Linked DNA regions of Homo sapiens: region 1 is linked to region 2. The links are chromatin loops, found by intact Hi-C in ENCODE. Cell type or tissue: Caco-2. All regions are shown on one strand. Links, peaks and the distances in the headings refer to the core of each region. The heading gives the core; the rest is flanking DNA.

Evidence for each region. Peaks named below come from ENCODE experiments on the same cell type or tissue, not always from the same donor. Only the 100,000 strongest peaks of a DNase experiment are listed, where the experiment ranks them.
Region 1: it touches region 2 in a loop (2.5-fold over the local background); 2 of 110 quality-filtered maps call a loop at or near these places.

Annotation. Positions count from the first base shown.
Region 1 is chr6:21,465,340-21,469,735 of GRCh38, forward strand. No RefSeq gene overlaps it. Among named protein-coding and RNA genes, the nearest start is that of LINC00581, 44 kb to the right of the region's middle. In Caco-2, for the core only: no CTCF peak of the experiment used is centred there; no DNase peak of the experiment used is centred there.
Region 2 is chr6:21,392,233-21,396,628 of GRCh38, forward strand. No RefSeq gene overlaps it. Among named protein-coding and RNA genes, the nearest start is that of LINC00581, 120 kb to the right of the region's middle. RefSeq lists an enhancer at 1,022-1,877. In Caco-2, for the core only: no CTCF peak of the experiment used is centred there; DNase peaks (open chromatin) are centred at 1,359, 1,789 and 3,129.

The DNA of each region.
Region 1 (4,396 bases), core at 170-4,169, 73 kb after region 2:
TTTTTTTTTTGAGAGTCTTGCTCTGTCACCCAGGCTGGAGTGCAGTGGTGCAATCTCCACTGCAACCTCCGCCTCCCGGGTACAAGCGATTTTTACGTCTCAGCCTCCTGAGTAGCTGGGATTACAGGTGCCCACCACCACGCCTCACTAATTTTTGTATTTTTAGTAGAGACAGGGTTTCACCACATTGGCCAGGCTGGTTTCAATCTCCTGCTCTCAAGTGATCCGCCCACCTCAGCCTCCCAAAGTGCTGGGATTACAGGCCTGAGTCACCATACTGGGCCACGTATACTCTTTTTTTCTTTTTTTGGAGACTGAGTCTCACTCCATCGCCAAGGCTGGAGTGCAGTGGCGCCATCTCAGCTCCCTGCAACCTCCCCCTCCCGGGTTCAAGCAATTCTCCTGTCTCAATCTCGCGAGTAGCTGGGACTACAGGCGCCTGCCACCACGCCCGGCTAATTTTTTGTATTTTTAATAGAGATGGGATTTCACCTTGTTGGTCAGGCTGGTCTGGAACTCCTGACCTCAGGTGATCCACCTGCCTCGGCTTCCCAAAGTGCTAGGATTACAGGTGTGAGCCTCTATGCATGGCCTACTTTTACTCTTATATTTACTTGTTTACCTTGTTTGTCTCTCAATAAAGTGATGTAAGGTTTATGAAGGCAGGACTTTGTTTTGTTCCCTGCTGTATCCCCAGGGCCTGTATCAATGACTACTACATTCTAGGTGCTTAGCACACTTTTGTGGAATGAGTGGCACCTTTAAATTCCATTTCAATGTTACTTTTTGTAGAAAACCTTCCATGATCCTCTAAGTCTGGGTTAAACCCCCCTCCCAAGCTGTCTGTACTTCCCTGGTCATAAGGCTTCTCACACTGTGATAGCGGCAGGAGGCAGCCAAATGTCTAGGCAGATGGGGCAGGTCCCCAGTGAAACCCCACCTCCAAGCAGAAGACAGTTTAAAGCCTGAAAGCCAAACTACAAGTTAAATTCTTGGACCAGATTGAGAACTTGTCTTCCTGTTCGGCGCGCTTTCCTCTCATTGATCCCCATTCTTCACCTATTTTACATATACTTACCCTTTCCTAATCGGTTTTTTTTTTCTTTTCTTTTTGAGACGGAATCTCGCTCTATCACCCAGGCTGGAGAGCAGTGGCATGATCTCGGCTCACTGCAACCTCTGTTCAAGTGATTCTTCTGCCTCAGCCTCCCGAGTAGCTGGGACTACAGGCACCCACCACCACACCCAGCCAATTTTTGTATTTTTAGTAGAGACAGGGTTTCACCATGTTTGCCAGGCTGGTCTTGAACTTCTTGACCTCATGGTCTGCCTACCTCAGCCTCCCAAAGTGCTGGGATTACAGGCATGAGCCACCACACTCAGCCTCCCAATTGTTTTTCTACACTGTCATGCCCACCTTTGAGGGGTGTCTTCACTTTAAGCTTTTTTGCATACTCACAAACCAATCAACAAGCACTCTCCATCCTCTGCTTATAAAGACCCCAGACTCAGTCAGTAGAGGAGGAGACAGCCTGACTTCAGGGAAGAGACAACCTAACTTTGGGGAAGACGACCTGTCCTTCTCGTCCCCTCTCCAGCTCCCCTCTCTGCTGAGGGCTGTTTTCATTGCTCAGTACAATTCTCCACCTTCATCATCCTTCAACTGTCTGTGTGACCTCAGTTTTCTTGGACTTTGAATAATAGCTCAGGATCCACTGAGTGCGGGTATCCAGAAAGGCTGTCACACCAGCCCTTTGCCCTCACTGGCAGAGGTCAGCCGCCCCATGCAACAAGGCAAGGGGCCAACTGAGCTGCTAACACACTGCCATCACTGCCACCCATGGACAGCAGAACTTAAAGGACACCGTAACACTCCCTCTGTGGCTTCGGGGTCCCTGGTACCCTCCCCAGGCACCACTGCATTTCCCTCAAGGTGACACACCTGGCCCGGCGGCGGGCCCTGCACAGAGCTTGCTCCTGTGTTAGTGCCTGGAACAGCCAGCCGGGTCCCACACTCACTCACTCACATGCTCCCTCTTCAAGGAGCTGAGCAAGATGGGCCAAGTAGAGGGGACATCCCTGCCACAAGTCTGGCAAAGGGACCAGATCCTGCATCAATTGCGTGATGATTTCAGGGGTAATTTGTGAAAACTCCATAAGCCTGGAGTAAGTTTATCTTTTTCACTGATGAAGTTCCAATAGTTGCAAAGTGGCTGGCATGTTGTTGATACTCAAATATTTGTTAAATTGAATATATGTTATATTCAATTCTATATACATGCATAATATATATAATGCAACTGGGTTATAATTTGGAAATTTTCATGTGCATTGTAATAATCAGGTTCCTTTACAATGAACGCTTAATGATAAGTCCAAATTCTTTTCTTATTCCGTAAGGGTTTTTTTTGTTTTGCATTTTAAAAATTGAGTTAAAATTCACTTAACATAAAATTAACCATATTAAATCCAATGGCATTTAGTACATTCACAGTGTGGTGCATTTGTCACCTCTGTCTAGTTTTAAAACAACCCAAAAGAAAACCCCAAACTCATGAAGTAGCTACCCCCCATTCTCTCTCACCCCAGCCCCCGGCAGCTACTAATCTGCTTTCGATCTCTATAGACTTGCCTATTCTGGACATTTCACATAAATGGACTCATACAGTAGGTGACCTTTTTGTCAATGAGATTTTAATATATGTAACTTAGAAAGTATTATTACAAGATTTTGTTTTTAATCCTATTGGCACGGGTAGTAATGGGATTGAGCCTGTATCGCTTTCTCTCAAGTACATATCACTTGAAAGGGCCAAATAAACTAATGTGAAGAACTTTATTCCAAGTTATCACTGGTATTTTGCCAGAAGCCTTTTCTTATGCATTGACCACTCCTTCAAGCCTTCGTCTTCCCTCAACTCCCCCACCAAGTGTCTTTCATCCTGTCTCCCCACCTCATAGTTCACCATCTCCTCTCGCACCTGTTTCTTGATGCTTGCTGGGATCAAAGTATTGGTGATAAAAGACTAAAGCTGAGGAGGGCTGATGAAAGTCCATAAAGTCATGAAAGGTAGGGAAAACCTGTGTAAGAACTTGTTCCCCAAATCTCAGAATCTTTTTGAAGCTTAAAGGAGCTAGTTTAAGGGAAAAATAAAAAGAAGTTCTATTTTATGTAGCAGACTGGATACATACAGAACTTGTTACCCTGGTGAAAAGATAAATAGCTTTAGGGTTTAGACAAATATGCAGACAATAAATCAATAACAGCCTGTTGAGAGGAAGCTACAGAGAGGAGTTAATATCCCCCAGCAATTACCAGCCTTGCACACAAAATGCTCCTGCTTGGAGCAGGGCACGGGGCTGACCAGGCCAAGGGTGGGCCCCAGGGTGATGTTAACAGCAGCCTGTTAATTGATCTGCTAGACTGTCTCTTCCTCAGCAATCTTTCTGGAATTGCAATCAGCTTCAGCTTTTCAGAGGCTTAATTTTACAACTATAAATGAATTTGCCCTTGGGTTGGGCATTAATGTTTTTCCTGACTTTTAGCTATTTCAGAACTTGGAGGGTGACAGAGGGAGAGCCATTGAAACCAGTAAGTTGTTTTTCTTTGTTACCAACAATAGATCCAAATTTTATCTTGAAGGAGGCAACAGTCAAGCTTTTGTGTTACTTTAGGTTTTAGTTAATTGCCAGGGAGCATCTGAGAATTAGCTGGACAGTTTTAAAACATTATATTTGATTAAACACCTTATGGCAGAAACTCTTTCATTTTATGCTTTGACCTTAGCTTACATTTTTACTTTTAGATTTTATAGTAATTTATAATTCGGATAGAAGGGTGCACACAATACTAGCTTGATCCTGTGGTACTTAATTCAATCTACTGTAATAGCTCAATACTACTGTCTGAAACTGGTTTAACACAAAAATATTGCATTGTTTACTGGACTTATGCTAACACGTATGGTTTAAACTAAGATACAACAAAGCTCCTCTGAAACAAATACGTGAACAACAAGCAAATACTGTCTCCTTTTGCCAGTGAAAGCAGATGGCCAGATGGATGGTCCAAAGGTAACTAACACTAATGTGCTGAGTCACAAGCAGAGATCTCTGAAACAGAGAATTAGAAAAACTCACAGGAGGTTTTACTTTTGAAATTCAGGGTGTACTGGGTTATTTATTTGTTTTTAATTTGGTGAAATTTAGCGTAGAAGTGAAAATAACATCAAGGTTTCAGGCACCATGGAAAGACTAATCTGGAAACAAAAGGCATTTAGCTGGTTAAAATAATAATTTTATTATTTTATTTTACTTTATTTTTGAGATGGAGTTTCACTCTTGTTGCCCAGGCTGGAGTACAATGGCGTGATCTCGGCTCACCGCAAACTTCCCC
Region 2 (4,396 bases), core at 91-4,090:
GAAAACTGCTAGTGACTACCTTTCATGTACTAAGTTCCTAAGACTCCCCCATTCAGGTCTACTCTCCTTTCTTACCCTGGGTTTCCCACACCCCTCTGCTTCAAATGGCAGAACAGAGAGTTCTAGAGGATAAGATCTAGAGCTTTGATTAACATGAAAAGAGATAGCTGGAATGAAAAAAAAAAAAAAGCCTGTTTATGTTGGAACAAGTCTACTAGCCTCTGGGTTTGTCCTGCTGCATTGAGGAGAAGGAAGGAGACAGCAGCAGGTAATTGACAGATCACGGCCTGTGTTAGAATCCTACCTCCAGTTAGAAGCCGGCAGACTCCTTACCTTTCCTGGGCCCTACTTCACCAAATGTGGAAGGGAAATAATACTAACCACCCATGGGGTTATTGTGAGGATCAAATGGGACACCCCTTTATGCAGGAGCTCAACACACGCTGACCCCTTCCCTTCCCCCACCACTCGATAAAAGGCCTGGACTGGGCCAGATTCACAAGGGGATTTAAGGGCAGAGCTGAATCCCTCTTTTTGGTGACACTCTGAGGCTGGGTTCAGCAAGTTTTGGTGATAGAAGGACCCTGATAGAGTTGCAAGATAAAATACAGGGCATCCAGTTAAGTTTAAATTTCAGATAAACAATGAATAATGTTGTAGTGTAAGTGTGTCCTGTGCAATATCTGGACATACTTATGCAAAAATATTATTCCTTGTTTATCTGAATTTCGAAGTCAAGTCAATTGGGTGTCCTGCGTTTTTATTTGCTAAATCTGGCAACCTTGGGGTAAAAGCAAGTTCCATAGCACGACTTTTCTCCCCACTCCCTAATATTTTAATAAAGACCATTTCTGACTGGGCGCGGTGGCTCACGCCTATAATCCCAACACTTTGGGAGGCCAAGGCAGGCGGATCACCTGAGGTCAGGAGTTCAAGACCAGCCTGGCTAACATGGTGAAACCCCATGTCTACTAAAATTACAAAAAATTAGCTGGGCGTGGTGGTGCGCCCCTGTAATCCCAGCTACTTGGGAGGCTGAGGCAGGAGAATCGCTTGAACCCAGGTGGTAGAGGTTGCAGTGAGCCAAGATAGTACCATTGCACTCCAGCCTGGGTGACACAGCAAAACTCCATCTCAAAAAAAAATTCTGAGCAGAACATGCTGGTCACACCTCATGGGGAAACCTAGCACCAAAAGACACTGGGTGATGTGGAGTTGGAGGAGAGTCCCATCAAATTGTCTTGGAAATGTGGGAGAAGAAAAGGAAGGAAGGCTGCGGGCTGATGATGATGGTTCATGTCTCAGAGTCTTGCCTCCACCAGCAGAAAGACAGGAAGCCACCTCTTTCCCTAGCTCCCCGCCCCAGGCACGTCTGGAGCTACAGTTATGGTCATCTCCCTCCCCATTCCTGTGGACTTACAGCACAGCTCGAAGTCAGATATTTAAAGCAAGGAGCATTCTTTTTAGGATTTCATGACGCTATTTTTATTTCCCAAAGTGGTATCATTCTGGTACAGAGACTTCACTAAATCTAGCAGTTGAGTTGGAACTTAAAATATTTGCTTATTTTTACTCCTTTGAAAATGATTAGCAGTTGAATTATTTAAACTAGAAAGAGATGAGGGAGTTAGAAGGGAGGGCTGCCCGCCCCAGGCACAGCCAGGGGAGAGTGCTAAATGTGGTTATCAAGAGATCAAAGAACCAAGGAGAGACTCCTTTGATCTGATGCTTGTCAGAGTTGCAATTAGATCTTTGAGACGCTGCACTTGGCCTCCCCTCCCTTCTTCAGTATTTCTTCTTTCTTCATGGACACCTGGGAGTGCCAGACCAAGGCAGGTCCCAGAAAAAGCCGGTGTGGCTATGTGAGATCCAAGTGTGCCCTAGGACACGGGAGGCATAATCTTTCTCGGAGAAAATCCCTTTTATAAATGCATTAGCTTTTTTTTTTTTCTTTTTGAGATGAAGTCTCGCTCTTGTCGCCCAGCCTGGAGCGCAATGGTGAAATCTCGGCTCACTCCAACCTCTGCCTTCTGGGTGCAAGCGATTCTCCTGCCTCAGCCTCCGAGTAGCTGGGATTACAGGCACGTGCCACCACAGCCGGCTAATTTTTTGTAGTTTGTAGAGAGGAGATTTTGCCATGTCGGCCAGGCTGATCTTGAACTCCTGACCTCAGGTGATCTGCCCCCTTCAGCCTCCCAAAGTGCTGGAATTACAAGCGCCCTCCACCACACCCGGCTAATTTTTGTATTTTTAATAGAGACGGGGTTTCACCATGTTGGCCAGGCTGGTCTCGAACTCCTGGCCTCAGGTGATCCACCCACTTTGGCCTCCTAAAGTGCTGGGAATACAGGCGTGAGCCACTGCGCCCTGCCACAGTTGCTTATTTTTAAGGCCTGGGGGAAAGGTGAATGGGGTCCCTCACCCCCACACCCGTTATACCTGCAAATGCCTGTTCCAGTGTATGAGCTGATATGAATCACACTGTGCTTCCAATGCTTTCCCTTTGATACAAATAGGAAAGGTACCCAATTGGCTGGGACTAACTTTGGGGTTGTCTGGATTTTCCAAAGGTTTGAGAGTGGGAAACCCAGGTGAGGTCTGTCAAATCTAAGCAAAGTTGGCTTCACATCCAAGCCAAATTCTACCCCTACTGATTTCTGTGACTTTTTTTGCTAAACAATGTAAGACAATGCAATCAAACCTAGAGGTCTTCTCTGCCTTCCTGTTACCCTGAAAAGCGGCTCATGGGGGACTTTAAGATGTTATTTATGGCAATCCCCTAAGCAGCCTCAGTCTTACTCTGATGATTTTTTTACACGATTTATACCAGTCCAAAGAATTCAAGAATAATGGGTATATTTCTGCAGCTGAGCCAAACATTTCTTCTCTATCAGTCTGTGCATGACACAGAATGTCTTGTGGTTTTAATATTTGTTTCCCTAATGGACAAGATTTGATAAATGTGTTTCCTAATCCCGAGCTATTGAAATATTGATTCTCATCCTGACTGGCCTCCTGGGAACGGAGCCAGCATATCTGCATCTCTGGGCTCTGAATTTAGGCTATTGCCCTGCTGGCCTAGCCTGTGAACACAAGGATGAGATTAGATTTGCTTGGGGGTGGGAACTGTAAATCCCAGTGAAATAGCTGTCTGGCCTCATTTCTATTTGACAGAATAGGGCAGCCATTCCCCACATTTTTGGCCAGTGTTATCATGTGTTTACCTGAATATCCTTCTTGCTTCTTTCTTCCTATTTGATTTTAATGTATACAGGCTGTCCAGTGAAAAGAAGAAAAGAAATCCTAGCTAAAGATTCATTTGAACTTCTGAATAGGATTGTCTGAAGGATGTAAAATATTTTACAAGGAATTCCAGAAAGATGAATAACTCACACCATGCCAAAAATGTTACCTGACATGAAAAAATATTAGAGGCCTTTCCATTACTTCTGTGACCTTTGAATGGAGATGAAAGATGGTTTGGACCCATGCTATCACAACCTGGTGCTGGACATAGTATCTGATAGGCTGTAATTCCATCCCATTTGAAGACGGGTGGGGAATATGTGTGACTGTTTATCATACATCCATTCAACCTCTTCAGACCATGACAATATTTAGGAAAAAGAACACAGGTGAACCCCGAGGAGATGAATACACCTTTTTACAACATGCTTAATGTCTTCTAAATATTGCTTAGAATATTTAGAATATTGCTTTTCTTCATCCCATTTCTTCCACCATTTTCCCAGTTTGGGCTATCACAATAGTCCCCTAGATCAGGATGATAACCTCCTAATTGGCCTTTGTCCCATATTTATCTCCCATCCTGTAGCCAAACTGAGGTCTCGAAAGTGCCTACCTGTGTACAATCCCCTAGCGTTCCCTATTACCCTCAGTCCCATGTTTCTTATCTAACATATATGGTCGTCCATGATCTGACCCATCTCCCTTTGCGGACTTGGTTTCCTTCCAATCCCATCTTGAACTTCACCTTCTAGAAACACTGAAATGCTGTTATCCCGGTTTGCCTTTGCTCATGAAGTTCATTTTTCTTGGAGGTCCATTTCTTTCTCTTTTCCTTGGCTTTCCTTCTCTGTGACTGGATATCTCCTCCAGGAGTCCTCCACAATGGCCTCCTCTCCTGACATTAATGGCCTTTCTTTTGCACTTTCTTAGCAGTACCTGTGTTTGGTTCCATCACTGCCATAACCACAATTACTGATCCCTTGGCCCATCTATCTCCTTGGTGACATTGTAAATTCCTTGAGAGTACATACATGCCTTTTCCACATTTGTAACCACAGTGACTGTGACTCACTCAGTGCATAATGCAGAGTATTTTGAACTAAATTCAGGAGAAGATTCTGCAAGTAGAAACAGGAATAATAAAGTC